2 separate regions of the Homo sapiens genome follow, and region 2 is linked to region 1. Evidence: read pairs that join two places in POLR2A ChIA-PET (ENCODE). Cell type or tissue: B cell. All regions are shown on one strand. Links, peaks and the distances in the headings refer to the core of each region. The heading gives the core; the rest is flanking DNA. Region 1 overlaps BMP2K (BMP2 inducible kinase). Region 2 overlaps CNOT6L (CCR4-NOT transcription complex subunit 6 like).

The links. ChIA-PET counts read pairs that join two places held together with the same protein. Peaks named below come from ENCODE experiments on the same cell type or tissue, not always from the same donor. Only the 100,000 strongest peaks of a DNase experiment are listed, where the experiment ranks them.
Region 2: POLR2A ChIA-PET joins it to region 1 with 5 read pairs; 2 of 35 experiments call an interaction of 5 or more read pairs at or near these places.

What each region holds. Positions count from the first base shown.
Region 1 is chr4:78,797,658-78,805,895 of GRCh38, reverse strand. All of the region lies in intron 1 of BMP2K (BMP2 inducible kinase), which reads right to left. The region is part of intron 2 of LOC105377299 (a long non-coding RNA gene); the gene reads left to right. LOC124900722 (a long non-coding RNA gene) reads right to left here. Exons shown (of 2, transcript XR_007058153.1): 2 at 6,648-8,238. Among named protein-coding and RNA genes, the nearest start is that of BMP2K, 25 kb to the right of the region's middle. In B cell, for the core only: no CTCF peak of the experiment used is centred there; no DNase peak of the experiment used is centred there; H3K27ac peaks cover 3,413 bases.
Region 2 is chr4:77,805,808-77,814,045 of GRCh38, reverse strand. The region is part of intron 1 of CNOT6L (CCR4-NOT transcription complex subunit 6 like); the gene reads left to right. Among named protein-coding and RNA genes, the nearest start is that of CNOT6L, 9.4 kb to the left of the region's middle. In B cell, for the core only: no CTCF peak of the experiment used is centred there; no DNase peak of the experiment used is centred there.

The sequences.
Region 1 (8,238 bases), core at 2,594-6,593:
GGATTCAAGTGATTCTCCTGTCTCAGCCTCCCAATTAGCTGGAACTACAAACGCCCGCCACCGTGCCCGGCTAATTTTTTGTATTTTTAGTAGAGACGAGGTTTCACTATGTTGGCTAGGCTGGTCTCAAACTCCTGACCCTTGTGATCCACCCGCCTCAGCCTCCCAAAGTGCTGGGGTTACAGGTGTGAGCCACCACACCCAGCCTAAAGGAACTGTATTTCTATACACTAGCAATGAACAATCTGAAATAAATTAAGAAAACACTTCTATTGACAAAGGTATCAGAAATAATAAAATATTTAGTAATAAACTTAATAAAAATTTGTATGCTGAAAACTATAAAACATCATTGAAAGAAATTAAGGACCTATTAAATAAACAGACATTCCTCACTCATAGACTGAAAGACTGGATTGAAATACTTCAAAAATTATTTATCAAATCCCTGTCTTTCAGAACTGAACAAACTCATCCAAACATACATATGAAAATTCAAAGGACCCAAAACAGCCAAAACAACCTGAAAAAAAGCAAAGTTAGAGGACTCACACTTCCCAGTTTCAAAATGTACTGCAAAGCTACAGCAATCAAGACAGTGTGGTACTGGTAGAAGGTAACACTTATGTAGATCATGGAAAAGAACTCAGAGCCTAGAAATTCACCCATACTTTTATGATCAATTGATTTTCAACAAGGGTGCCAAAAGAATTCAATGAGGAAAGACTAACCTTTTCAATAAATGGTGCTGGAACAACTGGCTATTAACATGCAAATGAATGAAGTTTGACCTATAACTCACATCATATACAAAAACTAACTCCAGATGGAACAAAGACCTAAATAAGAGCTAAAATTATAAAACTCTTGGAGGAAAACATAGGTGTAAATCTTCAAACCTTGGATTAGGCAATGATTTTTTGACATTAACATATCAAAAGCATATGCAACCAAAAAATAATAAATTAAAATTCATCAAAATTTAAAATTTTTGAAGACACTATCAAGAAAGCAAAAAGATAATCCAAATAATGGGAGAAGATATTTGCAAATTCTATATCTAATAAAAATCTAGTATCCAGAATCTATGAAGAACGCTTATCCCTGAACAATAAAAAGACAACCCAATTTTACAAAAAGCAGAATAGAAATTTGTCCAAAAAAAAAAAAAGATACACACATGGCCAATAAGCACATGAAAAGATGCTCAACATCAGTCATTAGGAACCTGACTGATGAATCAAAACCATAATGAGATACCACTTCATACTAAGATGGCTATGATCAAAATGACAGAAGACATGTTGGCAAGGATATGAAGAAATTGGAAAACCTCATAAATTGCTGGTGGGAAATTAAAATTGTGCAACCATTATGGAAAAATATAGTAGGTCCTCAAAAAGTTAAACATAAAGCTACCATATGACTCAGAAAATCTACTCCTAGGTATCAAGTGTAGAACAATCTAAAATATATATCCACGCAAAAAATTTTACGTAAATGTTCATAATAGCCAAAAAGCAAAAACAAGCTAAATGTCCACTAACTGATTAATAAACAAAATGTATTATTCATATAAAGGAATATTCAGCCATAAAAAAGAATGAATGCATGTTAAAACATGAATGAAACTTAAAACATGCTAAATGAAAGAAGCCAGGCACAGGAGGCCACATTATCATATGATTCCATTTACATGCAATGCCCAGAATAGACAAATCCATAGAGACAGAAAATAGACTAGTGATTACAAGAGTTTGGGGTGGGGAGGGAGGAATGGAAAGTAAGTTCTAATGACTACCGGGTTTCTTTGGGGGTTGATGAAAATGTTCTAGAATTAGTGGTGGTGTTTCACAACAAAGTAAATACACTAAAATCACTAAGTTTTATACTTTAAAAGGGTAAAGTTTATGATATGTTAATTATGTCTCAATAATTTAAAAAATCAGAGTATAAGAGATTCAGTTCCAGACTGAAACTAGTTCTATATAACTGAAGCACAGATCTCAGAATATGAAGTTATGGGAGATGAGGCATGATAAAAAGGTACACATGATCCTAATCATGAAGGATCATCATATATTATGCTCTTAGGTTCATAACTCACCCTACAGGAGATTAGAAAACAACAGAAAAATGTTAATCAAAGGTTGATATTCATCAGATTTGCTCAGGAAAGTAATTCTCTAGTAATGGCATTCCTATTAAAAAGTAAACAGCCAGGCATGGTGGCTCACACCTGTAATCCCAGCAATTTGGGAGGCTGAGGTGGGTGGATCACTGGAAGCCAGGAGTTCAAGACCAGCCTGGACAACATGGCGAAACCCCATCTCTACTAAAAATACAAAAATGTGCAGGGAGTGGTGGTACACATCTGTAATCCCAGCTACTCAGGTGGCTGAGGCATGGGAATCAGAGGTTGCAGTAAGCTGAGGTTGCACCACTGCACTACATCCTGGGTGACAGAGCAAGACTCTGATCCCCCCCAAAAAAAGTAACCAAGAGACACTGAAACAAAAATAAAGCTACTATTTTTAATAGCAATTTTTAAAAATCAAGGATTAAATCAAATAGAAGACACGTGAGAGCTTTATGAGGGAATTATAAAACTTTAATAAAAGACATTAAAGAAGTTACCAAAAAAGGAGGGGGGTATATATATTTTTATATAAAATATAAAGGAATGTTAAAGGAATAAGATGAAGTGGGGTTAGTCACTTTAACAATTATCAAGATTATAAACTCTGGCCCAGTGTGGTGGCTCACGCCTGCAATCCCAGCACTTTGGGAGGCCGAGGAGGGTGGATCACTTGAGGTCAGGAGGTCGAGACCAGCCTAACCAACATGGTGAAACCCCATCTCTACTAAAAATACAAAAATTAGCTGGGCGTGGTGGCAGGCGCCTGTAATCCCAGCAACTTGGAAAGCTGAGGCAGGAGAACTGCATAAACCTGGGAGGCGGAGGTTGCAGTGAGCCAGGAATGTGCCATTGCACTTCAGCCTGGGCAACAGAGCAAGACTCTGCCTCAAAAAAACAAAAAAGAGAACAAAAAAAAAAAGATTATAAATGCTGATTCGATTATATAATAATGGTGCAGAGATAAACAAAGGACTATAGAATATAATAGAGCAAGCTCAAAAACAGAGTTGTGTATACATAAAAACTACAAAAAGTTGATAAATGACATCAGAGATCATTGGGGAAGGAACCAGTAAACATTTGGCTATAACAACTGGGGTAGTCAGAGGGATTTGATCTTTACCTCATAACACATCAAATACAAATTTCAGATGACTTAAAGATATAACTATTAAAAGATAAACATTCCAGGTCTTAATACATATATTTAGGAGACTGTATGTATAACTTCAAGGTAGAAAATAATTTCTTATTTAGGTATAAAAACATCAAAAAGATGAAAACTTGTAAGTTTGACTATGTTAAAATTTAAATTGCAATTTCTGCTCCTAGAAACGTGGCAGATTACAGGTTCAGAAAAAGCTTTCCTGGAAAAGCAGTGTTTAAAATTCTGGACAAAATAATCATGGAAGCAGATCAAGACAATTCTTTCGAGACAAAAACAAGAAGAAAGCATCAATCCATAAACTGGATGACAGCCAAAGGCCAACATAAGAGTAAGAAGGTCACACTGGGATCACCACATAAAGTCTAGACCCACAAAGCACTTTAGCCTCAATGTGAAATTGCCCACAACTACCAACTTCTCAACAGCAAAACGAAGAAGGCAGTGAAATGACACCTTCAAATGCTAAAAGAAAATAACTATCTGCAGAGAAGTCTATATCGAGCAAAACTCTTTCTAGAATGAAGTTAAAATAAAGACTTCTCAAGCTAACAAAAAATGGCCTTCACTAAAGGAGAGAGTGTCAGACTGAAAGTAATTGAGCCTAGATGGAAGATCATACAAGACCTTCTTTCTCAACATACAAGAAAGAGTCACAAAGATCATAGCTGTTAAACACTGGCTTGTAAAATAAGCCTAATTTCTAAACTGTAGATTTTTTAAAAAGTGACGATAGATGTAAAATCACAAACAATGTCATATCATAAGAACAATGGCATATCCTCTCAAGAGGAGAGAAGACAGTGACAGGAGTTAGAGCATTCTAAGGTTCTTACACAGGTGAGGCACAGAGTTATAACTTTAGTCTTACTGGGATAAACCACCACTAAAACAACAGAAAAAGTATATATGTCTTCCAGATAGCAGAGGGCAAGAAATAAAATGGAGAAAAGAGAACCTTAAGCATTCCAAAACAAAGCAAGAAAAAGAATTAAACCTATAATGAGAAAGCACCGTTTGAAGAGATTGACAAGGAGTCAAGATCAGAATTGGGAGACAAATTAGAAAGCTATTTCAGTATAAAGAAAAAAGGTCTCAAAACAATACATAGCGACTGTTAAGAGGGGAGTAGGGGTAGGGAAGGTTAAACAACTTTTGCCTTACACTGTTTATCTTACAATGGAAAGTTATTTCTCTGTTACTTATGACACACACACACACACACACACACACACACACACACACAGCTACTTCAACCATCCAGGCAATAAAGATAATTCACAGAAAAGACATGGCAAGTGAATTCATTTCTCACTTGAGTATCTAGGATTGGGCCACCTATTCAAACAAGAGAAGCTGACTTGGTGAGAAATTCAGGTTTGTAAAAATCTAAAAATAGATTTTAATAGTTAGATATCATGTCTACAATAGAAGCAAGGAAGCCTGGTTTACAGAAATAGAGCTATGGGTAATTTGTGCATAGATCCATTACACAGAGAGACTGCAGGGGAATAACCAACAGGTAAAACACCAACAACAAGTAAAGGAAGAAAAGTTCATTGAGCATTATGGAATAAGCTACCTCCATCTTAAAAATATTTTAGACAACTGCTATTAGGGTGAACAGAAAATCTTTGTTAAAACTTTTGAAATACACTGAAAGGAAAGGTCTATTAAATGTTTAAATGTATTCATCCTCTAAAAATTTCTCTACATGAAATACAATTTCGGTATTTACATTTGATACTTAATAAATGTAATATTACATTTATTGTATTTAAACACTTGTATACAAACAAAGCAATTCAATCTAAAACCATTAACATGAGTTGAGTTTGCCATTTTTTAGATGTTTATAATACACATTCTAATTTTATTAAAAAGAGCTCTATCTCCAAGCTTTAAAGACAGCTGTAGTTTAAACTATTCCAATTTAAAGTATTAACATGAAATTATTACAGAATACAAAATAAAAAATGTATTTTTTGGAACATCTAGAAATTAACCTGACACTAAACAAGTTACAGACATAACTACATTCCAGTATACGGCTCATTAAAGTAGAATTAAAACTATACAGGACAGTCTAAGACTAGCAAACAAAGACCACCAAAATTTGTATTACTGAATGTGTATGGGTAGGTTAGGAAACATGGTAATTAAGTCACAGAAGATAGAGAGTGTGCCATATGGGCTTTGTTAACTCCTCCTGACCACTATCCTGTATCACTATACTAGCCCTAACATGTTGATGCTTATGCATGCACTTTGTATAACTATCTCAAGTGCCAAGTAAACACAGCCTTCTGTAATTACTTCAGAAGGGGAGGATAGGACTACTGAGAAAAGTCTCATCACAGAGCCAAAGTATCAGCATAGAGCCACTATCTATTACTTCAAGACCTGATACCCAAACCATGGCCCAGAAAACAGATACATATTTATACATTCTGCCTGAGTCCAAAGAAAAGCACACTCTACAATTGTTCAAATAGGTTTATCTTGATGTTACTGAAGACAAACAAGACTTTCAAATTGAAAGAGTAAAAGTTTGTATAATTTCTCCTTTGCAAAGACAGCTCAACCTTGTCAGAGTACGGCATATCCTGCTCACCGACTTCCACTATTCCCCGCACTTAATATTCCATCGACTAAATCTGTATTTATCCTACTAATGAAAAACCACCTAGTTATTATTGTTGTTTTCCAGTAACTTGGCCAGACCACTGGGTAAATGAAGTCTACTTTCAACCTGAGTTGGCAGGCAGGGACCTTCAACCACAACCAGGCTACTCTGAGGGGGTGAAAGGAAAAATCAAATCTTGGTACACCTATAACCCATTTATAGCATATCACTGTAACCATAGCACATGAGTAAGCAAGATTTAGTCAGATTATTCTGATACTCAGAGATAAGTCTAGACACAGCCTTACAAACATCTTACGTACTTTTGATACAAAAGCCAAATCATACTAAGATAAAACTTGGATGTAAAACTCTAATTACATACACAAATACACACATTTGAATCCACAGCAGGATCTCCATTTGTATGTAAGCTAAAAACACAAATTCTTATACACTTTCACTTTCTAATATTTTCATGCTGATTATAAATACCTATAACCACTATGAAAAACATTTAAGTAACTAAAATACAAAACCTGTATGCCAATTTCAAATTGTAAACATTATAAGAAATCAACGAATATAATGCAAGGGTATTTACATAAAGTCTATGCACCATCTGAAACCATATGTAGGTTTTATATGCAAATTTTTCTGGGGAAAGGGTCTACAGAACTTTCATGATATTCTCAAAAAAAAAACGGACAATCAAGTTATTTTTTAATATCTTTATTGAAATATGTAGCAAACAGAACTTTTTCCTAATTCTGGTCCTATATATGTTTGTATGTCCACTTCTTTAAACTGTCAATGTAAATTGGCTTCTAAGGGAACCTGGCCTCAGATTCCTTCTTGTAAAAATTAGAACGGCACTGTTGCCCTGTCTTTTCAGAAATGTTGAGCATATTAATTTGTCTGTGGAGTAGAAAGTTCTCTAGACAATTAGAAGTTTCTAATAAAATCTCAAAATAAAATAATTTGATAATGTTATTATGGATATTTCCATGTGTGTCAGCACGGTCTAGAAAGACATTTAAAATTTCAGACAAAGTAAGTGCCATAAAAAGAACAAGGTTTGTCTTAAAAGCACTGATACCCAGATTTTAATTCTCTCAGCTTGTATTCTCTCATTCAGCACTTAGCCTCAATGTGAAATCACCCACGAAAGCAACTGGAGTAACTATCAACTTCTCAACAGCAAAAGGAAGAAGGCAGTGATATTGTAAATCTTTATAAACATTTAGGTTTATATTAAAATATATTTCACTTAAAAGGACAGTAGTTATGTGTACTTTTGGGTTAATGATGATTACAGTGAAATTCTCAAGTCAGAATTCCAAGTATCCGTTGGAGTTTCCCTAAAGAATACTGCCCATCCTAAAGTGATATGCTGGAAGACTACCGTTAACAGTCATTCCTTTGAGAACACATGATCATAGTTTTTCTAAGAACAAATTGTTTTCAGAGTAAAATAATTTGTTTTTATGCTACAGAAAGGAAGCTAAGAAAAGAAAACCAGTTATGTTCTCCCTTGATGAGACTACATATGTATTTCTATAACTTTTCCTAATCAGGCTGTCCCCTTCGACCCACCTCTGAAACACTTAGGTTTCTCACAGGCATCCAGCAGGTATCTCCATTTCTCGCTTCTTTCAACCAAAATCTTATATAATTTCTTGCAACACTCACCTTTATGACTTGAGTATGGCTTTCTCTATGGACCTGACTTACTGGCACTTGAGGAAACTAGTTCATTAAAAACATACCAAACTCCAAGACTTTCCTAGGTAGGATCTGTCTTTTTGATTCTTAGGCCTAAGTGATAAGCTTATTATAATGCATTCCCGCCAAATGCAGTGGCTCATGCCTGTAATACCAACACTTTGGGAGGCCAAGGGAGGAGGACTGCTTGAAGCCAGGAGTTTGAAGCGTGTCTGGGCAACGAAGTGAGACCCCCCATTGCTACAAAAATTTTTAAAATTAGTCAGGCGTGGTGGCACACACCTGTGGTCCCAAATGAGGAGGAAGTATCCCTCAATTGAGCCCAGGAGTTTGAGGCTGCAGAGAGCTCTATGATCATGCCAATGCACTCCAGCCTAGGCAACAGAGTAAGACCCTATCTCTAAAATAAAAAAGAACACATTCCTAATCAAAGACAAATTATCTTCAAGATAATCAACAGAAAACTTTCTCACATTGCTGAAAGGTCAACCCATTTACAAAAAAAACATAAAACATATGTGACAAGCTTATAAAGCTGCAAGACCTAAATGAAGAATAACTTTACTGAGAGAAACTTTTAAA
Region 2 (8,238 bases), core at 1,464-5,463, 990 kb after region 1:
ATAGTATGTCAGCATAAGAATACACCACATTTATCTTATTCATGAGCTGATGGACATAGACTTTTTGGCTATCATTATAAATCATGCCGCTGTGAACATTCATGTACAAGTTCTTATGTATGTATGTTTTGAATTCTTTTGGGTGTGTACCTAAGAGTGGAATTGCTGGAACATATACCACTTTGTGTTTAAACTTTTGAGGAACTTCTAGACTGCTTTCCAAAGCAGTCGCAGTATTTTACATTTCCATCAGCAGTGTATGAGAGCTCTAATTTATCCACTTCATGCCAACAATTGTTATTATCTCCTTTTTTCATCATAGTTCTTCTAGCAGGTGTGATTTGATCCTGGTTTTGATTTGCATTTCCCTGATGGCTAATGATGCTTTTTATGTGCTGTTGGACATTTGTATATCCTCTTTGGAGAGAAGTGTGTGAAAAGACTCAAATTCTTTGCCCATTTTTATAATGAGTTTTTTAATTATTGAGTTGTAAGAGTCTTTTTTATACTCTAGATGTGTCCCTTATATATGATTTGCAAATATTTTCCTCCATTTTGTGAGTTGTCTTTTCATTTTCCTGATGGTGTCATTTGAGGCACAAACGTTTTTAGCTTGATGAAGTGAAATTCTTGTTATTATTTTTGCTGTGCTTTTGGTGTCGTATCTAAGAAATAATGACTTCTTGTTTCTAATCTAGCTAATCTATCTAATATATCTATTTCTAATCTATATCTAATCTATTTCTAATCTATCTAATATATCTAATCTAAGGCCACAGATATTTACTTCCCTGTTTTGTCCTGAGAGTTTTATAGCCTTAACTCTTACATTTAGATCTTTGATCCATTTTGAATTAATTTCTGTACATGGTCTGTTGTAGAAGTCTAATATCTCTTTGCCTGTGGGTACTTAGTTGCCCCAGTACCATTTATTGAAAAGACTGTTCTTTCTCCATTGAATTGTATCATCACCCCTGTCCAAAATTAATTAACTGTAAGTGTGGAGGATTTATTTCTGGACTTTTAATTCTATTTCATTGATTTATATGTTTATCCTTATACTAGTATGGTCTTGACTACTGTAGCTTTGTAATTGAGAGGTCTGAGTCCTCAAACCTCTCAAAGTTTTTCCTTTTGAGAAGAAAAAATGAAAAACTCTTTTTTTCTTTTTCAAGATTGTTTTGGCTATTTGAATCTCTTGTGTTTCCATATCAATTTTAGGATCAGCTTGTCAGTTTCTGCAAAGAAGTCAGCTGGAATTTTGATGGGGATTGTGTTAAATCTGTACATCAATTTTGGGACCATTGCCATCTGAATATTAGGGCTTCCTGTCCATGAACATGGGATGTTTTTCTATTTATTTAGATCGTCTTTAAGTGTCAACAGTGTTTCATAGTTTTCAGAATATAAGTTTCATACTTCTGTTGCTGCATTTCTTCCCAAGTATTTTATTCTTCCAGATGATATTGTAAATGGAATTAAAAAAAATTTGGGGGGTTTTTGCATGACAAGTGCATAAAAATACACTTGATTTATGTTTGTTGATCTCGTATCCTCCAACCTTGCTGAATTTCTTAGTTCTAATAGTTTTTTTTTTCTTTTTTTTTTGAGATGGAGTCTCACTCTGTCGCCCAGGCTGGAGTGCAATGGCACTGTCTTGGCTCACTACAACCTCTGCCTCCTGGGTTCAAGTGATTCTCCAGCCTCAGCTTCCTGAGCAGCTGGGATTACAGGTGCCTGCCACCATGCCTGGCTAATTTCTGTATTTTTAGTAGAGATGGGGTTTCACTGTGTTGGCCAGGCTGGTCTTGCCGACCTCGTGATCCACCTGCCTCAGCCTCCCAAAGTGCAGGGATTACAGGTGTGAGTCACTGCACCCGGCCAGTTCTAATAGTTTTTAAGTGGATTCCATAAGATTTTCTACATACAAATATCATGTCACCTGCAAACAAATGAAGTTTCAATTCTGCTTTTCCAATATGGATGCATTTTAGTTCCTTTTCTTGCTTAATTGCCCTGGATAGAACCTCCAGAACATTACTGAAAAGAAATGTCAAGAGAAGTCACTTGAGTTGCAGCAATCCTTGTCTTGTTCCCAGTCTTAGGGGGAAAACATTCCATCTTCTGCCATTAAGTAGATGTTAGCTGTGATTTTTTTTTTTTTTTTTTTTAAACTGCTCCTTGCGGAGAAAGGCTAGCCCATAGGCAGGCAGTGTGCGGAAAGTAGTGAGCTATAAGTTTTTCATTAATAGCCTTTATCAGGTTGAGGAAGTTCATTTCCTAGATTGTTGAGTGTTTGTTTGTGTGAGTGTGTGTGTTTGTGAGAGAGTGTTAGGATTGAGTTTTGAGAGAATTGTGAAATGTGGATTAGAAAAATAAAGATGCTATGTCAGGTAATAAGGGGCAGATAATAATGCTTATCTTGCTGGAGGAAGAGGGGCTAGATTTTCCTCTTTTTCCCTCTCCCTTTCTTCCCCATTCCTTTCTTGTTTTTGTTTTGAGACGGAGTCTTGCTCTATCGCCCAGTCTGGAGTGCAGTGGCCTGATCTCAGCTCACTGCAACCTCCGCCTCCCAGGTTCAAGTGATTCTCCTGCCTCAGCCTCTTGAGAAGCTGGGACTACAGGCTAATTTTTGTACTTTTAGTAGAGACGGGATTTTGTACTTTTAGTAGAGATCACTATGTTGGCCAGGCTGGTCTCGAACTCCTGACCTTGTGATCTGCCCGCCTCAGCTGCCCAAAGTGCTGGGATTACAGGTGTGAGCCACCGCGCCCGACCCTTTCTTGATCTTTAATCATCTTCCCATCAGTCCACATGCACATTTGGAGAGCACTTAATCTTTTACTGATCTGTATAATTAAGATTTTTTGAGCAGTGGAAGTATCCTTTCTTTTGAAAAATACTAAAAATTGTGTGGAGAATTTCTTACTGAATAGCTTGATAGCTAGGTTTGGAGGGCATCAGAGAAGATACTAAATCATAAATGAAGTGCCAACCATGGACTTACAAAGAAGTGAACACAGTGGAATACTTCAGCCATAAAGAATGAAATCCGTCTTCAAAAAGAATGGAATCCTGTCATTCTTGGCAACTTGGATGGAACTAGAGGACACTGTGTTAAGTGGAATAAGCCAGGAACAGAAAGGTAAAACACCACGTATTCTCACTTCTAGGTGGAAGCCAAAAAAAGTCGATCTCTTAGAAGTAAAAAGTAGAAAAGAGGATTCTAGAGGCTGGAAAGGGTAGGGGGAAGAGGGCTAGGGAGAGAGATTGTTAAAGGGTACAAAATTATAGCTAGATGGGGGAGTAAGTTCTAGTGTTCTGTAGCACTGTAGGATGACTATAGTTAACAATATTATTATGTAGTTTCAAATAGCTAGGAGGAAAATATTGAATGTTCCAAATGCAAAGAAATGATACATGTTTGAGATGATGGATATGCTGATTACCTTGATCTGATCGCTACACATTGTATGTATGGAAACATCACTGTGTATCCCATATATATATACAATTATGTGCCAATTAAAAAATTTAAAAAGTAAGCAAACCTTTGCCATATTGGGGGTATGGTTAATAAAAAATTTTATGTTTAGTTTAATGTACTTTGAATCTAGCTGTCAGCTGACATTCTCCCACCCTAAACATTTCAGCATCAATGGCTTTGTTTTTACAAGTTTTCTTTATAATTTTCTAAAAAATTTAACAAATTTCATATGAAACTTTGCTCAGTAAGGTAAAGTTGTGTTTCACTTTGATGTGGTGATTACCCTTTGTTTACTTTTTGAAATTTTAATTGTGTTCCCATGCATCCACATTCTGATCAGATAAATATTTTTAAAAATTTTTATTTTTGTCTTTCATGTATAGTTCTCAGAAGTTAAGATAACTTTGAGTTTAGCTAAGAATATTCCTGTTAACAGGTGAAATTGGAAAGTGGTAATAGAATTTTTGTTTTGTAACAGGTTTATTAGTTTTCATTATTTTTAGTCCGCTTTAAAATTTTGATACAGATACAATTTATTATTATTTTTAAAGAAATAAGTAGTCTAATAAATAAGACAAATGAGAAACTCGTCATTTGTACTGAATAGATGCCTGGTAATTTGGGGCTTTCAAATATTGTTTTCATTTATTAACAATTGAAATTGGTGACACAAAATAGAGATTAAAACACTTTATGTTCCTTATATTCATCTTTTGCAGAGAGAACCTCCCTCTCTAATCTTAAAGTTTAAACTCTATTTTTCTCTTTCCCATATTACTTAAATAGATTTCCTAAATGAGTAACATAAATTAGAGTTACATAATACCAGCTACAAATACTGCTAAAAGAATAGAACTAAATTTAGTATATCCCAACCTTAATGTCTCTCTATACAAAGACTTTGTTGGAATCTCATATATCCATTGCTTTCTGATCATAATGTTTATCATATTTAACAAAGCAAAACTCAGAAATTACTTAACAGGGTATATTCTTCTATAGGTTCATATTTAGTACAATCTTCTGCAATATCTACATATAATTTTATGAAACAACATAATGTGAGTTATATACAGAATGGTAGCCTTGAAACACTGTCAGAATTTGAATCACCAAAATATAACCTGTTAATTAATATTTATTAAGCTTCTATTTGTTATAGACTATTGTATTCAGGGTTCTGGGGAATAAAAAGAAATGTAGAATAATCTTTCTACCAGGGAATGGAGCTAATATTTTTTTGACTACTGAGTACCAAGGAATGTGAAAAGCCACTCCCCTCCTTCCCTTTAAATGTGTAATCTAAATTATTCTTCATGAAAATCCTATGAGAGAGGCAGTATGATTCTCATTCTGAAGCTGGTTAAGAAAGTGAGCCTTGGGTCCTCCACTTTCCAGCTCTACGGAAACTCATTTAACTTCTCTATGCTTCAGTTTTCTCATCTGTAATAGGGAGATAATATTCCTTATCTCGTAGAGTTTTGTGAGGATTAAATGATGTAGTCCTGTAAAGTATTTAGGACACTACCTGGCACATCTGTAGTAAAAAACCAAACTAAAAAACAATACACGTACACTATTACTGTTTCTTATTAGGAAAGAAGTTAATTAACGTGCCCAAGATTACAACCAGATCTATTTGAATTTAAAACACTCTTATACTATAATGCTTACATTTATAGGATGTTTAAGTCTGGATCTAGTAAACAGGTGAAGGCAGAATATGCTAAGTGACTAACATTAAGTGCTATGACATACAGAGTACATATGGATTTTAAACTACAGGGATAAGTAAGAGAGGAGATAGATGTTGCTCTTGCCTTTATGATGAGAAAAAAGGCAGGGAAAAAATTAATAGACTACTGTAATATCTTCCTTGCTAGTCTACAACTTCCATTATATCTCCTTTAACATCTTTTCCTTTGTACACATTGTCACCAGAGAAATCCTTGTAAAATTCATCCCACATTGCTTAAATTCTCTGCTTACAGTCCTTTAATAATAATAGTTACTGTTTTCTGGTTACCTACTGTGGGCTAGGATAGGAGACAGCAAGCTTCTCTTCTTTTCTCTTCTCTTTTTTTTTTTTTTTTTTTGAGATGGCAGAGTCCCACTCTCACCCAGGCTGGAGTGCAGTGGCACGATCTCAGCTCACTGCAACCTCCACCTCCCAGGTTCAAGCGATTCTCCTGCCTCAGCCTCCCGAGAAGCTGGGATTACAGGCGCACACCACCACACCCGGCTAATTTTTGTATTTTTAGTGGAGATGGGGTTTCACCACGTTGGCCAGGCTGGTCTCGAACTCCTGACCTCAAATGATCCACCTGCCTCAGCCTCCCAAAGTGTTGGGATTACAGGAATGAGCCACCTCGCCAGGCCTAGCAAGCTTTTTTCTATGAAGGGACAGATGTAAATATTTTGGCTTTTTGGGTCATGCAAGATCTCTGTTGCATATTCTTTTTTGCTGTAATTTTTTTGTTTTTTAACAATCCTTTAATTTTTGTTGTAATTCTTTTTTCACAATCCTTTAAAAATGTAAAAACCATTCTTTGCTGCCAAATCAGTCTGGATGCAGCTTATTGACTGACCCCTATGCAAGGAGATTTACGTGAACTAACTCATTTCTTCTTGTAACAATCCTGGTAAAGTTGATATTATTTCTACTTCACAGTTGAGGAAATTGAAGCTTAGAGAGGCAGATTTGATGAAGGTCAAGTAAGTGACAGATTGAGGCCATTGGAATACCTAAACCTGTGTACTTCCTAAGATATCTTGCTGCTTCCTATTACTTTTAAATAAGATGCAAATTTCTTAGCATTATGTGTAAGGCCCTTGATGATCTTGTCTTTGCTTACTTTTCTAGTTTTCGTATTTGTTACTACTCTCTCTCACATATTCCCTAGCCTAGCTGTAGTGAGTGACTTACAGCGTGGTCTGTGCTTTATATATGCCTACAATACCTTATACTTTATGACCTCATTGATTTCTTTAATAATCTGCCTCTGGTACTTCCTACTTTGGGAAACCTTACTTGGTACTTGTAGTCCTTGCTTTATGAACTTTTTCTGTGCTCCTCTAGCATTCTGTGCATTCTTCATTCATAACACTTACTACATTGCCTTGTGTTTAACTTGGGTTTATGTCTCCGTTTTGCGTTAGACTGTGAGTTTTTTTTTTAAGAGATGGAGATTTTGCTATGTTGCCCGGGCTGACCTTGCATTCCTGAGCTCAACAGATCCTCTCCCTGTAGCCTTAGATTGTAGGATTTTTTTTTTTTTTTTTGAGATGGAGTCTCACTCTGTCGCCATGCTGGAATGCAGTGGCGCGATCTCGGCTCACTGCAACCTCTGACTCCCTGGTTCAAGCGATTCTCCTGCCTCAGCCTCCCGAGTAGCTGGGATTACAGGCACACACCACCATGCCCAGCTAACCAAGGCAGGCGGATCACCAGGTCAGGAGATCGAGACCATCCTGGCCAACATGGTGAAATCCCCTCTCTATTAAAAATACAAAAGATTGTGAGGTTTTTAAGGGCATAGATGATATATGCCTTACCTTTGTAGCTCAAGTGTTTGATACATAGTAGGGGCTTAATACAGAGTTTGGCATATAGTTGGGAATTTGAAAGTGTTTATTAAATGAATGAATAATTAAATGGCATTACAGACATGGAAATCATATCAGCAGATCTATAGTTGCAGAAAAATGAGTCCAGGTTCAGGGGTGGTGGTGAGTGGGAAAGTAAGTAAATTTCTGGTTAACTTCTAGGGCTCGAGTGGGAACATGAGGTTAATAAGGCAAATTGGAGAATGATCGTGGAGGGGCTTGAATATCTTGGTAAGGAATTTTAATTTTGTTCTGGAGTCATTGATACAAAGCTTTCAACTCTAGAGCAGCAGGTGTTTTTTAAATCCATAACTTGGGTTCTCTTAATACACAAATTGTATGTTGTAATATTGCTTTAGGTATTTTATAGAACATTCATTACCTAAACAATTGTTTTGATTAATAGATACTGCAAGATGTAGCTCTAGAATATCATAATTATCAGTACTACTATTAAAGACATTGGGAACCATGGAATGATTTTGAACAGGTTGGTGGCAGTTTGAAATTAATCTTTTTTTTTTTTTGAGACAGAGTTTTGCTCTTGTTGCCTAGGCTGGAGTGCAGTGGCACGATCTTGGTTCACTGCAACCTCCGCCTCCCAGGTTCAAGCGATTCTCCTGTCTCAGCCTCCTGAGTACCTGGGATTACAGGCATGCGCCACCACGCCCGGCTAATTTTGTATTTTTAGTAGAGATGGGGTTTCTCCATGTTGGTCAGGCTGGTCTCGAACTCCCAATCTCAGGTGATCCGCCGGCCTCAGCCTCCCAAAGTGCTGGGATTATAGGCGTGAGTCACTGTGCCCGGCCTGAAGTTAATTTTTTAAGATTAATCTAGTTGAGGTATTCACCATCAGTTGAGGAGATGGGACTGGGAAGAAGGAGGCCTTTTAAAAAAAGTTAAAATATAAAGTGATAAGTCAATGATTGACTATGAGGAAGTCAGAGACGAATGAGAAAAACGGAAGAGGCAGGTCAAGGAAGGAAATTGTGTATTTTATGTTGGTTAAATTGATTACTGTGAATTCTATTGGAGTGATTTCTATCGTTGCCTGAATTTGGGCTCTGCTTACTTTATGCTTGAATAATTAGAATACTCTTATGATTGGTTTCCCTTCCTGTTGCTAATTCATGGATTCTTAATCT